Regions from separate parts of the Homo sapiens genome. Here region 2 is linked to region 1. A link is a loop called in an ENCODE intact Hi-C map of the cell type or tissue named here. Cell type or tissue: heart right ventricle. All regions are shown on one strand. Links, peaks and the distances in the headings refer to the core of each region. The heading gives the core; the rest is flanking DNA.

The links. A loop is a pair of places that touch in the nucleus more often than their neighbours do. Peaks named below come from ENCODE experiments on the same cell type or tissue, not always from the same donor. Only the 100,000 strongest peaks of a DNase experiment are listed, where the experiment ranks them.
Region 2: a loop joins it to region 1, with 2.4 times the contacts of the local background. A loop is called at or near these places in 2 of 110 quality-filtered maps.

Annotation. Positions count from the first base shown.
Region 1 is chr18:56,080,678-56,086,065 of GRCh38, forward strand. The region is part of intron 3 of LINC03069 (long intergenic non-protein coding RNA 3069); the gene reads right to left. All of the region lies in intron 2 of LINC01905 (long intergenic non-protein coding RNA 1905), which reads left to right. LINC01539 (long intergenic non-protein coding RNA 1539) reads right to left here. Exons shown (of 9, transcript NR_040026.1): 8 at 4,528-4,712; 9 at 2,679-3,273. Among named protein-coding and RNA genes, the nearest start is that of LINC01905, 41 kb to the left of the region's middle. In heart right ventricle, for the core only: a CTCF peak has its summit at 2,470; DNase peaks (open chromatin) are centred at 2,534 and 3,092; H3K27ac peaks cover 4,258 bases.
Region 2 is chr18:56,197,102-56,202,489 of GRCh38, forward strand. No RefSeq gene overlaps it. Among named protein-coding and RNA genes, the nearest start is that of LINC03069, 8.5 kb to the left of the region's middle. In heart right ventricle, for the core only: no CTCF peak of the experiment used is centred there; a DNase peak (open chromatin) is centred at 2,964; H3K27ac peaks cover 4,665 bases.

The DNA.
Region 1 (5,388 bases), core at 165-5,164:
TGGAAGTTAAACTTATCTCCTCAGTAGCCTTCTCTCTGGTAATAGAATACCCTCAGGACTATTCATTCCATCTACTTCCAGAAGCCATCACCAAAAATTAACTTCTCACCTTCTCGGAATGCCACATTTTAATGAACATTAACAATGGCATAACGTTTGTTCCGTCTTAAACATATTCAGTAACTTATTAATGCATACCGGACACTTGAGTGCAGACTTTTTTTCACATCATAAACATTGATTATAAGAAAAGCTTGAATTATCACCAAACTTTGAGCTTACCAGTTAGTCTCCATCTGTTATTGTTATTTAGGCTTTAGGACAAGAAGTTCAGCAATGTATATGTTGGGTCTACCAAGTCTTCAATCTTAAACTGCTTATTTTTTCCTCATTTTCTGCTTTCTAGATGATCCAGCTCCTCCATTGTCTTTCATGTGAAGTTTTGTCTTGTAACTAATCCCACAGCCCTTTTTCCTTGAAATTGAATGCCCTATCTGCCTATATGCAGTTACTACCATTCTACTCCAGATTTTACAATGCCTCTGCTATGTGATATCCTGGCTCCACAAACAAATTATACAATTTTTATTGGTGGGAGGCAAGTCTCACATTTATTTATGAATCCATCCTGGTGCCTACCCCTGTGCTAAGCACCATAGAAAATACTCAGCAAACACTGTTGAACATTTAAATAAAATAAAGAATTGCTAAAAGTCTTTTTACCATGTAAGAGTTCAATATAGAAGCTTAAAGCAGGAAGAAACTTAGACCTCCCTCTTATGCCAAGTAGAGAATTTGATTAACTTGGTCATTAGTCAATGAATATTGAGCTCTATTGGCAAACAGCTGTCTGTTAAGCACTATGGGAGACACATATGGTAGATAAAGCAAGTTCTTGCTCTCATGAAAGTTAAGATTTCTATTAAACATTTTCCTTTTGCTTCATTGAAAAGACATTTAATTTGTCATACATTTATAAGATATGGGTCAGGAAACACCAACACATTTAAACTCAGGTAACTATATGGTAAACAAAGGTGGAAAAAAGAGGTAGCTTCCATTGAAACATCTAATAATTACTAGCTCTTTCAAGGCTAAAAACAGTTTGTCTCCATGAAGTCACTTTAATCTAGTCCAATTGTTAGACAAAAACATTTTACAATGCAGACATTTTTGGAAGGCAATTGACCATGTATAAAAAACATCTGTATTTTTCAAGCAAGATAGTGGAGTGTTAAATTTTCTGTTGAGGTCAGCTCTCCAGCAGTGTATTTGATGATTTCATTGACATCCTGCTGCAGTTTCTTTTAAGGACTGGTAATTTGAAGTTTTTGGTTTCTCTTTTTAAATTTTCATCACTTCTGTTAGAGACAAAAATATGGGTTCCCCTTACAAGTGATTGTTTAAAAATGTGAAAGTCAAACAAACAATTAGTGTCCTACCAGATTGTCAATACTAATGGTTATGAGAATTGGAATGGTGACCCCAGGACAAGCAGTCTTTTTGGAAACATTTGCAGTGATGGCCTGGAAAATGTGAGGTTAAGAGAATATGAGAGGTAATCTTCTATGGCAGGAGAGCCTGCTTGGAATCTTCCTAAAAAAATAAGCAAAATCAAAGGCCAATCCTGTAAAATTTCCAAAACCCTTCACTGGAGTGGAATATTGCAATCATGAAGAAAGTCGCAGTAGAGAAAAAAAACAAACAAACATAAAGCATCAAATCTTATCCAACTTTTTGACAGCTAATCACAGCCATGTTAAATGTTACTGGGACTAAGAGCTTGAATGGTGTCATTAATGTTTTGGCCTATGAAATGTTGGCAGATAATTTATGTATTTCATGTGTAATGAAGCAAACCATCATACCACCCTACCTAAGGACGTTCTTCTATGAAATCACCTAAGAATTAGATGCAGACGACGCCAAGGCTTTCTGGATACTGGCAGAATCAAGTTTTTTTCTATGCAATGTCTGTCCTCCCAGTCTTGCCCCACAGTAAACACTTCAGCCTCACTTAGGTATAAGCCAGTCAGGGTTAATCCAACTATCCCAAGGAGGGCACAGTAAAAAAATGCCTCATTTGCCAACTTCTGCCCTCATTTGGTTTATTTTGAGCACTTCATTAAAAATAAAATGTATTATCACCTCTTCATTTATCTTCCCTATCCAGAAGGTTTGGCTGAAAGATTGATCTGATTCCAGATACTAAGGAAGTATCACTTTGCAGCCAATCACTCTGGGTTTTCTGGTATCCTAACCCAATGCTTTTAATAGAGATGTGTTTTCCAATGCAGACTCTCCAAATGCTATTTCCTACCAGTGTGCAGAGAGAGGCAATGCTGACAATATTTCTACTCATCTTTTAAGTTACTGGAAGGTGATTCTATAGCATATGGCTGTTAAGTTTAACAAAAGTAGGGGGAGGAGGAGAAAGGCCTGGCCATGAACATTCAGGAAGCTGGACCAGCGCCACCTGAAGGAGCCAGGAGGCCAGGAGGCCGGATGTGCACAGATCCCTGGGAGGAAAAAGAAGCCAGAACAGCTTAAATGGTCAAAGAATCAAATGTAAAGTGAGCTGCAAGGGTCAGATCTGGATGGAAGCCCAAATTCTGAGTCTCCGCATCCGTCCGGGGATAAACTTGGCTCCCAATCAGGGCTGACAATTAGGCCGTACAGTTAATATTTTTACAGCTGTTTTATTAATAACACATACAGTGCATCCAGCCAGGATTTGTTGGAGACACCTCAGGAAAACGAATGATGTAAATAACAGATGGATGTAGAATATCCCTACAAACAGGCATAAAGATATTCCCTTCTTGTTTAAAAAGAATTTAAATAGACAGATTGTAGATAAACAGGCAGACAGAAAGGGGGAGAGAGAGGATTTATGATATTTGAGGTGGTGGTTGCATGCGTTCACATGGCGAAAGACATGGACGTAAACATATACACTCTCTACATGGGAGGAGATGCTCAAAGCTTTGGCTTCTGGAAAAAAAAAATGTTTCATAGTGCAAGGGCTGAGCACCACAGCCTGGGGGCCCACAGAAGCAGGTATGCTGATGTGGCTCCTCAAATAGCTCCTCTGATACGTGGTTCAAGTCCGGAGACAACTTGCATGGCTTGTCCAGGCATGCCTGAGCCCAGCCTTGACCCCCAGGCTGTCCTGGGGCATCCTTTCCTCTTTCTCCTTGTCAATATGCCATTTGAAGACCCAGTGCACTCTTTTCAATTTTGCATCAGAACTAGGAGCAGTGGTATTTCAATCTGAAAAGAGAAATTAAAAATTCAGGATCTTCATGTCTTTTGTTTTCACTCCTACTATTTTTTTTTTTTGTACTGCTTTTTCATGTGCCTGCTGCACTGTGCTCCTACCATACTTTGCAACCAGATGGCTCAGGAACGAAGAACAAAGGCCACTAAAAAGTGGGCGGGGAGAAAAGGAGAAAGAAGCAGAGGACTGAAAGTCAAGGCGAAATCAGAGATGGGAGCAAAGCTCAATTGCTTTAATCACTGATACATTTTGGTTGAATTATGAACCTAGAACAGACACTCTTCCCAGTGATCCTGTATGTGTGCTGTGTGTGCATTGTGGTGTGTGTGCCTGTACCACACGCAGCCACATCTCCAGTCTTTTATTTCACTGGTAGGCATTAAAGCCAGAATGTATTCTTTGATGTATCTCTGTGTTCCCTGACATGTGTCAAAAGTGGCATGAGATGTCTTTTTCCAGAGAGAGAATGGTTGAGCTCAGATCTGGGCACTGAGAATGAGCCCATCTGCCTGGGAAGAAAGTGTGGTTGATTCAGAAGGGCTCAGGAGTTGTATGACCTGCCATTTCACAGTGGGTGACCTCGGTCGAGTCACATCCCTTCTCTCCTTAGTTTCCTCCTCCAGAAATATCTACCCCAAGGGATGCTGGGAGTGTTAAATAGAATAACATGTTATAAACTGGGAAGCACTGTATGAAAAGATTGTGATTATTCTGGAGTATTGCAACTTCTTGCAAAATTTTACAAGTGGCTAAGAGTTGTCTTCGATGCTTTTCTGTGACCCTCCCGACTGTATTTCATGCTTTACTTAGACCCCCAACCAAGCTTGTCTCTCCAGATCATGCTGTACACTGTGAATCTTACCCATGGTTCCCAATTGAACTTACTGTTTGTGTATCATTGGAATTTTATTCAATTATAGAATGACCTAATTGTCATTTAGGCGATTAATTATTTTGCTCGTGAACCATAGAAAGGTTTAATTTTTAATCAGGAATTTCTGCAGTCCCAAAGCCTTCAAGCAAAAGGAATGACTATCTAATGGTGAAATTTCACATAGATCAATGGGACTCAATAACTTTAGAAAGAAAATATTTGTTTTACTTCTAGTCAAGAATACACACAGAAGCCTATTCTGACTCCTGATAAAGTTAAGCCAGCATCCATGCATTAAAGGGGGTATGAGCTAAGAAAGAAGAAAGACTTCATGTGGGGTTCATGAGCGCTTCTGCTGAAACCTTACTTGTACCTTTACATCCTCCAATTGAGCTGAAATTTTCTTCTCACTGCAGTGTGCATAGCTACACTCTTCTTTTCAGCCTCAGACAGTGTGGGGATACTTGTGAAAATGACACTGCTTGATATTTTCATTTTAAATGAAGCCACGTGTACAGATTATGCCTTCTCTGATACTCGTGAGGACTCTGGAAGACACTGAGGGAAATTTGATTTACAGATGAGTAAAATGAAATGCAAAGAGATAAAACGACCCCCTTATCTCCCCGGGCTAGGCAGGCTTTTGAAATGCACAATGCACCTTCCCCTAGTCAAGAGGAAGAGAAATGATTGGTCATCCTCCTTCACATGGAAATTCAGGCAAAAGACCTGCGCCCATCTGTACCAGAGGCCCAGTTACTAACTGATGCTCACAATCTCACGTGTTTGGCAGCAAATCATAAGAAAAATTAAAGACTTGGGAGTCAGCCTGTAAGTTTCAAATCTTGGCTCTCCTGCTAACTCTATGTTCTGAACCTCTCCAAGATTGCTTAATTTCCTCAGTCTTTGTAAAACAGCATCATGATTACCTAACACATAGGGTTGTTGGGAGTGTTCAATGAGATGATGCATGGAAAGCAATTGACACGGTGCCTGGAAACGTAGTAAGTGCTAAAAAATGTTACATGAGAGTATTATCATTACGGCTCAGTGAGCAGGTCCCTTCTATCTTTGGGAATCATAGAATATTAGAGCTGGACAGAAACTTAAGAGGGGTGTTTTTTAAGCCTCTTGACCAAAATCTTTATTAAGAAAAACACTTTATTGTATAACCTAGTACAGAAAAATATATTACTTGCCAGCAAAATGGAAAGTTAATGTTTTTCAGAAATTG
Region 2 (5,388 bases), core at 268-5,267, 120 kb after region 1:
ATGTTTATTTATTTATTTATTTATTTATTTATTTTGTTCTATCATGTGCTTTTGAGCTTTCAGTCTGCTCCCATGGCATAATCCAAATGACTTGGACAATTTGTTATTGTCAGCTTTGGAGATGAGAACATGAAGACACCCTGTGGCCCTAAAAACATATCAATTCGAACTCAAAAGATAGTCATGTAAAATTATTTCAGCAAAGCCTCCTCCATTTTCCCCAGAATTGTTTGGACAATTTTATTTGTTTTTTGTCTGAGTTATTAGACAAGTTGCTCAACTTCTTACTTACTTGTAGGCTGGGTTGAAATCCAAAACTGGATCAACCCGAATTCACATACTACAGTGAATGCACATAATACGCATTACTAAACGGTGGTTGAAATTAAGTCAGTTGAATTGAACTGAACTGAACTGAAAAATTAAAGACTTGTGTGGTTCAGCAAATTAGAACATTCTGTTAAAAATGGACAATCCAATCTCTTGCCCTACAGTGACATGCTCTGCCTCCACATAGAGTGTAGGTGTATGAATAACCACGTGCTTAGCCAGTCGTGTATTCAAGCACTGAAAGCAGGTTATTTTTGTTGCATAATGTCATTGTGAATTTCCTGTCTTTGTAACTCAAAAAATATGGGCCTGTCACAAACCAAGAAAGAAGAAATGAATTATTCAACAATGGTGTTGGAAAAAATGGCTATTTGAAAAACATAAAATCCTCAAGTTAGATTGTCACCTCAGACCATATAACAAAATAACTTTCATCTGAAATTAAAAAGTGAAGTGTAAACAGTAGAATTATAAAAACTTGAAAGAGCATATGTGGACAGGGATGGGTGGAAGGTGGCAAGAGGGGCACAAAGCAATTTCTTCTTTTACTTTATGCATCTCTTTTGTCTTTTAAAAACAACAAGCAATAATGTCATGCATGCTTTTCAAAATGAGGATAAAATATAATATTTTCTTGACCAATATTTTATTGATCTCAGGGTGATGAAGGACTTTCAAAAGCAATGGAAGAAACACCAAAAGAAGATAAATACATCTGGACAACTTCTGCAAATCAATAAAGACATCATAATTTAAGAGATGGATAAAAAATTGGGGGAACATTTGAGACACATATTACAAATGTTAATATCTTTAACATATGAAGAACAATTCCAGCTTAATAAGAAAAACATGTACCATGAATTGGAAAAAAAGATAAAATAGATGTTGTGTGGAAAATAATTTTTTAAACCTGATAAAGTAATAAGTAAGCATATGACAGTTGTACCAGGATATTCATCAGAGTTTTGTTTGTAATATTTTAAAAATGAGGACCAATCTTAACATGTAATAAAAGAATACTAAGTGGGCTATTATTTGAATACTATAATAATGTAGGGATATTATAGAAAATGTATCAAAAGGGATATTGTAGAAAATGTATCAAAAATAGTAGTAGTGCTTATCACTTGATAGTAAGATTATTGTCATTTTAATTGTTTTCTTATACTGTCCTTATTGTTTTTCTAAAAGGAGTGTGTGGTATTATTTTATAATGAGAAAAAAAGAAACATTTATTTTAAAGCACAGGTCTTCTTTCCTTTTTTTAAAAAAGTTCATATATTAGGTGTAACGTCTTTACCTAGATGAAATGCTGTGGAAACTTTGAATGAAAGACTGAACATTATTTCTGTGCATCTAACTTTCATGGATTGCCAGTTTAACATACAGCATAAAAGACAGTGAATTAATTTAACTTTAACCTGACCCATTTAATATTAATATCTATGCCCACACTCTCCCTTGTTTCATTGTCATCTTCTTTCCTACCGGTTGGCTTATTTTTCACTAACGTGCTAGCTAACATAGGACACCTTGAGAGTGTAAATTGCACTTTCAAAATAGATCTTGTCTCTGTTCATGTCCCTTGGAAATTTTTAAGTGGAGTAAGTGAAACAAATAGCTGAAAGGTAGGCCCTTAGGGATGTTTGCTGACTTCTTCCTTTCAGAGATGTAGAGTGGGCCCACATTGTGAATTTTTTCTCATCATTTGGACAAGTCCTTCACCATTAATTGTGTTCTTTCTGCTCCAGGTGCAAAGCATCTAGATTATTCCCAAATAAACACAAGTCATCTTCATGCCTTTAGACACTTAATATCTTTCTTTAAGATGTTCACTTCTTGTCTTCCTGGTCCCTCTTTTCCATTGTTGGCTTCCAGTTTTTGTTTGTTTGTTATGTTTTTTTTTTTTAAGTAGAGCAGAAATGTGGCTGTGAAGTATAAATAAAAAGGGAGATGAAAAGTACAAAATTAAGAAAAGACAATTCTCAGTCCTATACTTCATGATTGGTTTTGTAAGCAAAGCAGTTAGCCATCTAATCAGGGTGGGACCTATTCTGAATAAACATTCTCTCTCTTTGCAGGGCCTAAAATTTGATCACTACTGAATGATCCTTTGCAATCATCATTGCCCTTTCCTGATAGCCTCCTCAAAAATTTAAATGCTCCTGAAAAGGACTAAAATTACTAGCACTTTGACATGAATAACTTTTAATAAATTCTCTTCCTACTCACACAAGAGATGGATGTTCTTCAAGATTTCATTCGTGATCAGCAAAACTGTGTGGGCCTGGAAGCTGGGAGTTCTAAAATTAGAGGATGAGGAAACAAAGGAGAAACTTTATAATATTGTACTGGGCGAGCCCCACGCTCATTCTGACCATGTGCCCAGTAAACTCACGCCCACCTATGTCCCACCATCAGGGTGAAAAGAGAAGAGCCAATTCATGATGACAGCTGCAAGGGGGTCAGTGGTAACTCTCAATGCCCACTGCTTCTTTACCATTAATTCCAGGGATATCCCATGGAAGCTGGGAATCTATAGAGCAGCCAGACATTTGCCTCAGGTTCAACTTCCTTATCAGAACAGGAAAATAATCACAATGAGACGCCTAGTGAAAAAGTCACACCGTGACTGCCCTGGCCCTGCCTCAGCTTAAACAATAAAATATGAATTGCAGAACATGACCCAATAACAGGAAACAGGACCAGCGCAGAGGGTGCTTTGGTAAACAGCAGCAGTTTCTCCCACCAAGATCTTGATTAATGCCCTTCCCAAATCTAGAGAAAGGAATAAAGTTTCCATGTCAGAAGGGCTGACCACACACTCATGTAATGTCTATCTCTGACATCTCTTTCCAAGCCGTGCACTTGTGCCAGAATCATATACCCTGTCCTAGGACAGGTAATGAAATGTAATGACAGTCTTTCCTGGCTCCACTTCCAGCTGCTTCACAATGGCTGCTAATAAAGACATATGGCTATATGTTGTCCATCTGTGTTCCAAAAGCAAACATGCAATTGTGTTTTCCTCTTAGGTCTGCTCTCAGCCTAGAGGAATGTAGCCTGAGAAAGATGAGTCAATCTTGAGCTGACCTCTCACTGCTTCCTAGGCTACACTTCAATACTTCCGACAATGCTTCCAGATCTCTTGCTTCCACATAACATATTTATTTGTTTATTTATTTTTTTGAGACAGGGTTTTGCTCTGTTGTCCAGGCTGGAATGTAGTGGTGCCATCATAGCTCACTGCAGCCTGTTTATTTTCAAAGAACAACAGAACTGTAGTAGTCCTGTGAGCAATTCAACAGAATTAATCCTTGTTCACAGGAAGCACTTGGATTCCAGTGTGTATGATTTTACTCTGTGCTGTTTATTTTTCATTTAATCCAAGAGACCCCAGAGGGTTAGTCAAAGAACTGAAAGCAGGGTTTGAAAAGAACTTGAAGAAGTTTTGCTATGGAAGCTCATGCAAAAATTAGAGATTAGAGCACAATGTTATTATTTTGAGCATTTATGAGGGCTGGTGGTTGAACATATTCATTCTCTCAGGCTTTCATGGCCTAACAATTTGGCATTAATGTTTTTGGGAACTTTTAAACTAAGTAACAGTACTGATACCTAATACTACCAAAGCAAATAGCATAGATAGATGGGCTTTCTGTTCCTTCTTTTCAGAGGCAGTTGAGTCAAGTCAATTTCTACCAAGAATTTTGGACAGAGAAATGTAGAAGATACAGTTGACTCTCAGTAGGTGCCCCCTCTCCCCTACCATGGAGGCAGCTACATGAATAATATTTAAGGCGAAATAATCCAGTCACTTGTGACACCAGAAGGGGATCCTCAGTGCTTGGTGGGCTGTGACAAGGCCACTGTGCAGACAATGATGGAATATAGGACTAACTAAAGCTGAAGAGAGGGTGACTGCAATACACAAGTAGCAGCGATAGGCAAAGGATGCTGGTTGGAGCACACACAGTACAGACATAAAAACCATGTCTCCATATACAAATAGCATTGGTAGGTGTCCCATATATAGAAACAGGTGTTGCCAAAAAGCTGAAGAGGTAACTCTTTCAGCTTTTTCAAAGTGGAAAAAATATCTAGAGCTCTCCAGAGCCACCAAAGTCATAGACTTTGCTTTAGAAAAGCAATGCAAACACTCCCTCCCCAGGTAAAGGTGGTATGCTGTTCTCAATTTCCCTTGTAGTTATAAATTCACAAAAATGTCACAGTTGAAAGAGACCATAGATACCTCCAGGCCAGCTTCATGGAGGCATAAAACCAAGGTCCCAATGTCTGAAGCTTTCTCAAGGACGTTTGAGTGAGTCTCATTTGTTTTGATTACAAACCCTTAGAATCCTACATTTGGCTTACTAAGGGCCAGCCTCCTTTATTTAGGGAAAGTTTTATAATCTTTAAATATTTTCCTATTTTTGGCAGGGCTTTTTGTGTATTTATAATACCTATACACACTTGCAAGTGGATTGGTGTACACATACACATACACACACATAATCTGTAACATCAATACACACACAATCTGTAACATCAATACACTTGCATGTGCGTATAAGTATTATGAACACTGAATATATGTATAAGTATACATATACACATCTGTACACGTATAAGTTTATCAGCCTGTATCCTCTCAGAGAGAGTACATAAGAAGAGTTCATAAACTTCTTTAGTCGTATGTCACCTTTCCTGCTCATTTCATTCCTGTTTCTTCAAACCTACCTCTCTCTATAGCTACTGGAAAGGAAGAATAAAGTTCCTTATGATGAGACTGCAGTGCAATTTGAATTGAGTTTTCATTGCTAAATTACATCAGGCAAGGCAGAGGCATTGTCAGTGCCCATGGTACTGTCATTTAATCCCTCTGTGCCTCAGTTTCCTTGTCTTTAAACAGAGGATAATAATAGTACATAAACCATCTGATAAGTTTGTGAGGATCAGATGAGATAATACATGAAAAACACTTCGGATAGTGTCTGACACATACTCAACACTTAAAATATTGTACTATTATTAGCGTACAATGCCATAATTATA